3 separate regions of the Homo sapiens genome follow, and all the other regions are linked to region 1. The links are chromatin contacts, found by Hi-C in ENCODE. All regions are on one chromosome and are shown on one strand. Each heading gives the region's core, a stretch centred on a gene start or an enhancer-like site at or near the end of the contact. The rest is flanking DNA. Distances are from core to core; before and after follow the strand shown.

Region 1 (2,575 bases), core at 54-2,553:
GTCTTCCTTTGTTACCCAGGCTGCAGGGCAGTGGCGCAATCTCGGCTCTCTGAAACCTCCTCCTCCCGGGTTCAAGCGATTCTTGTGCCACAGCCTCCCAAGTAGCTGTGATTACAAGTGCCTGCCACCATACTTGACTAATTTTTGTATTTTTATTAGAGATGGGATTTCACCATCTTGGCCAGGTTGTTTTCGTACTCCTGACCTCAAGCGATCTGCCTTCTGTGGCCACCCAAAGTGTTGGGATTACAGGTGTGAGCCACAGTGCCCAGCCCCATCCTATCTTTTAAATTATAGGCAAAATACATTTAAAGTGCATATCAAATGCAGCCCTGAGAGGGACAGAATATTCCAGAAGAGCCAGAGATGGCCTAAACTAACTGAAGGAGATACTACTCAGTATACATTGCATTGGTGAAAAGAGCTGAAGAGATGGAAGAATTTGTCACTGTGTATAATAAAAGACTTATTTTAGCGTAAACTGGTAGCCATAGGCTACAGAGCTAAAACTGTTCTAACAAGTTGCATTTTGTTGACCTTTCAAAATAAAATGCCCAGAGTACCCATCTTAATTCACTGTATCATACAAATGATTCTTGATTCATATATTGCAGTGTTGGAACAGGTTACTTTTAACAAAGCCTCCCAAGTCTGTGATTTGTAGAGTGCATAATTTTCTTCTAAGGTGATTAGAGCACTTTTTAGACATTGCCTAAGATAAGTCTTTGTACCAGTTTAAAAAGTCAGCAGTACTATAATTATAGTTTTCCAGGTGTGAAATATGAAGATTAAGCTATTGGGCCTGGGTCAGTGGCCCACACCTGTAATCCCAGCACGTTGGGAGGCTGACGGGGGCAGATCACTTGAGTGCAGGAGTTTGAGACCAGCCTGGCCAACATGGTGAAAACCTGTCTCCACTAAAAATACAAAAATTAGCTGGGCATGGTGGCACATGCCTGTAGTCCCAGCTACTTGGGACTTGAGAGGCTGAGACAGGAAAATTGCTTCACCCAGGAGGTGGAGGTTGAAGTGAGCCAAGATCCTGCCACTGCACTCCAGCCTGGGTGACAGAGCGAGACTCTGTCTCAAAAAAAAAAAAAAAAAACAAAAAAAAAACAAAAATGAAACAAAAAACAAAAACAAAAAAACAGTTTAGGCTATTGAAGCCTGAGTATGGATTATTTTAGCTTCCAGATTGCAATAAGCATCGTGTAAAGATGAAGATCTCCAAATACAGAGAATGCAAGCAGTGTGCCTGACTTTGCTTAGAAAGTGCTGACAGGAGCGAGGAGTTTCACTAGCATTTCCTGTCTCAGAAACAAGTTCTCCATTTGATATTCAATGACAGTAAAACAGGGATCAGAAACTGTTACTGTTTGTTCAAAAGCAGAAGCTAGAATCATTTCAAAGAAAGACAGTGCAAAATTAAAACTGAAACTCCACTTCTACCTCTCTGTAGAAGCAGTGGAGTGTATCTCCTAGGGGCTTCTACTCCCTTGCTGCCAGTGAAATTTATTAACCACAGAAGTGTCTTTCACTTATGTCCTAAATGAAGGTAGATCTTACTGTTTTTGATACTAACCAAGTCATCTTCTGGGTACCAAAAATAGTTTTTGTGGCTTTATGAAAAGTCTGGCCTTTCCACAGCATGTGTATCCATTGACCTCACTTCTGAGAGCTTTAGACTAATTTGGTAATTAGACTAATTTGCACCATTAATTAAAATGCTCTATGAAATAACCCAAATCCCAATGCAAAGAAGAGAACAGCATGGTATACAGATGTTTGTTTTTTTAAATTTAAAAACATTTTATAATCTTCTTGCATTCCAGAATCAGATTTTAAAAAATTAACCATCCCTAAAAAAACTCACAAAAACCACTTTTATCAGGAGGTTCTATTCATTCTTCATGACTGTGGTGGACCATCCATTATTTTAATACACTATCAAATTTCAAAGTTGGTGACAAAACAAGAAATAAAAATGGAGGGAATTCTTATGGCTTCATGGGTATTTAGTTAGGGAGTGTAATGTGGGGAAGCTGTCACACAGGAGGCAAAAAACTGCAAAGAGACTAAATATGTAAGGTATTTTTATAGCTTCCTCAGCCATTTTCTTTACCTAAAATGCCCTTTTCTTATTTCTTTTTTTAGACAGAGTCTCACTCTGTCACCCAGGCTAGAGTGCAGTGGCACGATCTTGGCTCATTGCAACCTCTGCCACCGGGGTTCAAGATTCTTGTGCCTCAGTCTTCCGAGTAGCTGGGACCACAGGTGCACGCCACCATGCATGACTAATTTTTTTGTATTGTTAGTAGCGATAGGATTTTGCCATGTTGACCAGGCTAGTCTCGAACTCCTGACCTCAGGTGATCTGCCTGCTTCAACCTCCCAAAGTGCTGGGATTACAGGCATGAGCCACTGCACCTGGTCCTCCTTTTCTTATTTCTAAGTGATATTCTCATTCATCAAGGCTCAATTCAAAAATTACTTCCTGTCAGAAATTCTTCTGTCTCTATCCTCAAACCTCACATTTGCTGCTTTCTTACTTTTGTTTCTGTAGTCATTTCTTAAC
Region 2 (2,575 bases), core at 34-2,533, 4.2 Mb after region 1:
CTCCTAATGTACTGATGCAAAAAAAGTTTCTTCATTTATTTATTCATATTATGTTGTGCTAGCTTCTATATTTTTGAAATTACATGCAAATCTATGTCGGGAAAAAAAGTAACTGATGTTTTGTAAAATTGTTTAGGGAACATTCCTTAAAACTTATTCTTCCCTCTACCTTCCTTTACTTATTTTAGGGCACATAAGCAGTAGCATAAAATGGCTTATAGCTGAGCGGCCTCCGGGAGTGGTTCTGTTGGACTAGAGGTGTTTATATATTTTTTGCCTTTATATTATCAGGAACATATGTAGATTCTGGAACAAGTGTGAATCAAGACTCGTTTAAACTTATATTAATCTACTCCAGATTTATGTCTTTTATGTTAAGATAAAGCATTTTGTCTTTTAAAAAATAAAACTCTCTTGATTGGACACTGGTACCGAAATTTATAACACTTATAAACAATTTTGGGGTTCACCGACTGCGTACACATTCAGCCTTAGCCACTCAGTAGGCATATGACCTAAACTTTCTGCATTTTTAAAATGTGGATCATAATTGGTTACTTCCTCACAGAATGGTTATTGAGAGATGTAAATTTGGATATGCATGCCAGTAAATATTCTTATTGCTGAGCTTAACCAGTTCGGCAGAAATGTACATGAATTGAGAGAAGCAAATCTTCATCAAAGAAAATAATTTATTACAATAATAGACAAGATCAACATTTGTGCAAATTAAAAAATAGTTAATCCAATCAGAATCTGAATTTGAACTCCCCCCCCCGCCCCACCCCGCCACCTTCACTGGGTATTACGAGTTTTCGTAGACTGATCCTATAATTTTTAATTTCATGGCCTTCTAGTTTTCTGTACTTTTGCTTAGTGCTGAGCCCTTTAAGCAGAGACTCACAAGTGACAAATATCAGCACACCACTTAACTGAGGAAGCCGGAGTGTTCCCAGGTCCGCAAGTTGGAGCTCTTTAGTTGGAGTGCTGGGTTTAGACTAGAGAGCGGGTGTTGCGACTCCTCCTCCCCACCACCAGTCAACAACCCCGCCCACCCCCGCCAACTTCTTCTGGCCTCTTAGCGCCTTTCTGCAGCCAGCCGGCCCGCCCTTCCTCCGGGTGTCTGAGAGCTGGGCGCAGGAGGCGGGCTCAGCGCTGACGGGCTGCGCCTCTGCAGCCAGAGGGAGGAGGCGGGAAGGCGGGCGGAGGAGGAGGCGGAGGAGGAGGCGGAGGAGGGGGCGGGGACTAAGCAGGGCGGTAGCTGGCGCCGAGCGCGGTGGGAGAGGAGAGGGTACCCGGCTGGCTCGGCTGGCGGCCTCTGCCTGGATCTCGGCGCCGCAGTCCTGCGCCTCTCCCGCCCCTGTCTCCCGCTCCGCAGCCCCGGGCACGGCGGAGGCAGCGGAGCCCTGGGCCATCGGTAGGTTGCACGGGGACGACGGCTCCGTCTGTAACCTTTTGTGCTGCAGAAAAGGTGGTGGTTATGGGGGGCTTGGGGGAGTGGGTTTGCCCCAGGCTCCGATCCCCAGTGCCAGCCCTAATCGCGGCGCCGCCCCTTCCTCTCCGCCTCGTGTCTGGGCCGGGCGCACGATGCCCGCGGTGCTGGGGAAACCCGGCCGGACCAGCTTCTGCGATGGGCGGCGGGGCGGCCCCAGCGTCCCTTGGCCTTGGTGGACCGGTTCCCAGGCACCCGAAGGGGACTGGGGTCTGGTAAACTGGGTGGGGCCCGCGCGGGGTGCGGGGAGCTTGCGGTTCCCTGGCACAGGGGTGGGGCCGCAGACGCCGTGAGTGTGCAGCGCGTGTGAGTGTGCGGGGGCGTGCGCCCCCGTGTGCGCGCGTCGTGCGCTCGCTGGGGAGGTGCGGGGACTCGGCGACCCGGAGCGCCTCTCCCGCGGTGCCGCGGTGCGGAAGTCGGGGCGCGTTGGCGCGCACGCTCGCTCGCTCCCTCCCTTGGCCGCTGTTCCCGCACCGCGGGGCAGCGGGCCTGGAGGCCCCTTTGAGAAGTAGCTTTCCCCGGCCGGCGGCACCTTTGGCTGCGTGCCCGGCCGCGCTCAGGGTGCGACTGCCCGGGTCAGATAGCACCTCAGGGCGAGCCCCGGCGGTCTGATCTCGCCGACCCTCCTCGTCCTGGTTGCAACCCGCGTGCGAGGCCGCCCGCGCCCTCCGAGTGTCTGCCGGTGCAGTGGGGGTGGACTGGCCGGCTGTGGCCGTGTGTGCGCGTGTGGATTGGGGCCCGGTCCGAGCCAGAAGCTTAAGCGGCAGATGTCGGGCATTGCCACCCTCGCCCCACCTGTCGCGGGTGGACTTTGGGGCAGGTGGGAAGCGGAGGAGAGGGGTTTCGAGGCGGGTGGCAGTCAGACCTCCAGCAACGCGGCCCCATTGTGAAGCTGCCAAACTCTCTCTAGTGGTGGAATCTGCAGGTCTCCGCCAGAAAGGAGATGGGAACGCGAAGGGAATGATGGCCCCGTCCTTTTCCCCTTGCTAGTGTTCCACACGCTTAGGGACTCCCTGCCTCTCCTTCCACCTCAGTTTTCAACCCAGTGGGTTACTGATTTGGGTGGAACCAAGATTTCCGTGT
Region 3 (2,575 bases), core at 55-2,554, 3.1 Mb before region 1:
GAGCCCAGGCCAATCAGAGTTCTACATTGCCTTTTCTTGGTAGTTTCAGAGCAGCATCAATGCAGATGGTATGGTCTGAGCTAAGCCCAGGCCAATCAGAGTTCTACATTGCCTTTTCTTGGTAGTTTCAGAGCAGCATCAATGCAGATGGTATGGTCTGAGCTAATCTGAAGCTTTTCAAGAGCAAGATGTTTTCAGGCAAATTTTACATCCTTAAAATTTCAAAAGGGTTTGTAGACTTAGTGCATCTAATTTCTTGAAGATGTATTAATTAGACACAAAGTTAATTGTATCAATATCCAAGTATACTCTTAAGAATGAAATGGGTATATAAGGTAGCACTTATGTTTATGGCTGGTAAGGCTGTGTAACAATTTGGCCAATGGACAGGAAAGCAGGAGACTTATTGGAAAGAGCAGGTAATATATGACAATTAGGGCAGGTTGGTGAGAGGGAAGCTTTAGAACTAAACTATGGCAACTTCAGAGCAGACCAGAACCTGTGGGACTGTTGAAGGCCAGAGCTAGGGTGGGTCTGAGACCTTGTCTAATCTAGAGCCATTCAGGCAGAGTTTCAGAGGAACCTGTGGATATGCGTCAGTCCCCTCTGATATGCAGGAGCCTATTCCATTGTGTATCTACACAGTTCTTTTTTCCAAAATGGTTATAAAGCATTTTCTTAAAAACTAGCCTTCAGGTTCATGAAATACGAGGAGGAGGAAGTGAAAATGTACTGACTGCTACTGGTAGACCTAGGGTCAGCTTTGAGGACTGAGGTAACCACCACAGGAAATAAGTTTTGAGGTCTGATTTTGAAACAATATTGGAAGACCATTCCTTTGTGAGATAGAAACTTCTCCATTTTAATTTTAGTATTTTAAGCTTTTCCTACAGGTCAGTTGGGAATAATTTTTATTTAGGGACTCACAATCTTGAATTTTTAGCTAAATGCCTTAAGAATAAAATATTATTTAAAAAGTATTAAAATGCTGTGATTCCAAACAGTTTCTTGTTCAAGATGAAGAATATAAAAATATACCACCATGTCTCGGCAACTGGAAAAGCAGATTTTAATTTTCATTCCAAAAATGAGAGACTGAAAATCAAAGGCTTAGGACCACAATCCACAACCCTCCTCCCAACCTCCTGTCTGTCTTTGATAAAAAGCTACAAAGAAAAAGTTTCAGGAAACTTTCAGACATTTATAATTAGCATAAACACTGTATACCAAGATGTGTAAGTCAAAACGTCTAATTACTCTGGGATACAAGCTCAGGCATGTGGCAACAGAATACTGCCTGAAAGGTCATTTCAACATCAAGTCACGGACGTCCTATTTACATAAGGATCTAGGGCAGAAGCACAATGTGCACACTGCTGCAACTTTCTCATATGTGAATGCTAACATCTGCTGAAAAGCTGTTGGTACCTTTACTGCAGGTTTCCTGTCCTTGAGTCAAATACTTTCTACTCAATATTGGATTGAGGTATACATTAGATTAAAAATAGAACCAGCAAGGGTTTTCTTCATTTATTTAAGTGTTTTGTTCTTCTGTGGGATTACAAATCATTCAAACTTACAGAATTCTTGTTTGACAGACACCTTTTCTGATAAGGTGATTGTAAATGCTCAGTGAACCAGCAGTACCATGGTTTGACATGACAATTCCTGGTGTTAAAGTGGACTCATATAGCTGAGCGGGCCAAGATCATCTATAATTTCTTTTTTATAGATTAGGGACAATGAGGCTTAGTGATTTGTTCAAGTTAGAGTCATACTTAGATTGACAACCCCTGTACTACAAATCCGAGCCTGCTCCATGGCTGTCTGAAACACTCATTACCTTGTAATACTAACATATTATGTTTATAGTCTTTCTCCCTTCACTAGAATATAAGCTCTGCAAGGACAGAGGCTTTTGTCTGTTGTGTTCCCTGAATATATTGTCAGCACCTCAAGTGGTGCGTGGCACAAAGTAGTCACTCAATGCATATTTGTTAAATGAAAAGGTGGATTAATGCCTGAGCCAGGCCTAGAACTGAAGTGTTTGCTTTCTTTCCACCAGCATTTCTGAAGCATGCTGAAAAGTTTCCTTATGTGAAAGAGGGGTTCTTTCCTCAAATAAATTTAGGAAATGCCAAGTTAAACAAAATAACTTTCTTTGCTGTGGGTCTTTTCATACTGAATAGTTTCCCAATTTGTATGGCCTCAGAACCCACCTCCCCTCCGGCATCCCAGGAAGCCAGTCCATCTCTTAATTTTATCTAAAATCTATTATTTGACTATATATAGACTATATATTAGCTTAGATACAAACTTACTGCAAACATTTAAACATTAGAATTCTCTGTTGTTCTCAAATTATTTCTAGACTCTTGATTCTGTGACTTCCTTAAAATCTAGAAAATATACTTTAAGCTAGAGAAATATATTTGCATGTACTATTCAGGCTCCACAGTTTAGGGACAGAATAGTCTAGAATCAGAACAGAAAATAGAAACCTCAACCTGAAAGCCACATGTGCTATTTTTTAAACTAGACCTGCAGTTATGACTTTAGGCCCAAACATTATGGG

Evidence for each region. A loop is a pair of places that touch in the nucleus more often than their neighbours do. Pooled maps may share reads with other maps.
Region 2: a map with no recorded cell type shows a loop between it and region 1 (9-fold over the local background). The contact joins the promoter of MACIR here to the enhancer-like site in region 1. A Hi-C loop is called at or near these places in 3 of 37 single-sample maps with no recorded cell type and 7 of 50 pooled maps.
Region 3: a map with no recorded cell type shows a loop between it and region 1 (36-fold over the local background). The contact joins two enhancer-like sites. A Hi-C loop is called at or near these places in 11 of 37 single-sample maps with no recorded cell type and 5 of 50 pooled maps.

Annotation. Positions count from the first base shown.
Region 1 is chr5:99,026,113-99,028,687 of GRCh38, forward strand. No RefSeq gene overlaps it. Among named protein-coding and RNA genes, the nearest start is that of CHD1, 98 kb to the left of the region's middle. Within about 2 kb of position 1,304, at least 5 of the 41 ENCODE cell types and tissues checked have a DNase peak (open chromatin) inside an H3K27ac peak, as active enhancers do.
Region 2 is chr5:103,257,480-103,260,054 of GRCh38, forward strand. MACIR (macrophage immunometabolism regulator) reads left to right here and starts at 1,284. Exons shown (of 3, transcript NM_033211.4): 1 at 1,284-1,417. RefSeq lists silencers at 945-1,454, 1,665-2,044.
Region 3 is chr5:95,923,592-95,926,166 of GRCh38, forward strand. The region is part of intron 2 of ELL2 (elongation factor for RNA polymerase II 2); the gene reads right to left. Among named protein-coding and RNA genes, the nearest start is that of ELL2, 37 kb to the right of the region's middle. RefSeq lists enhancers at 513-652, 1,134-1,428. Within about 2 kb of position 1,305, at least 6 of the 41 ENCODE cell types and tissues checked have a DNase peak (open chromatin) inside an H3K27ac peak, as active enhancers do.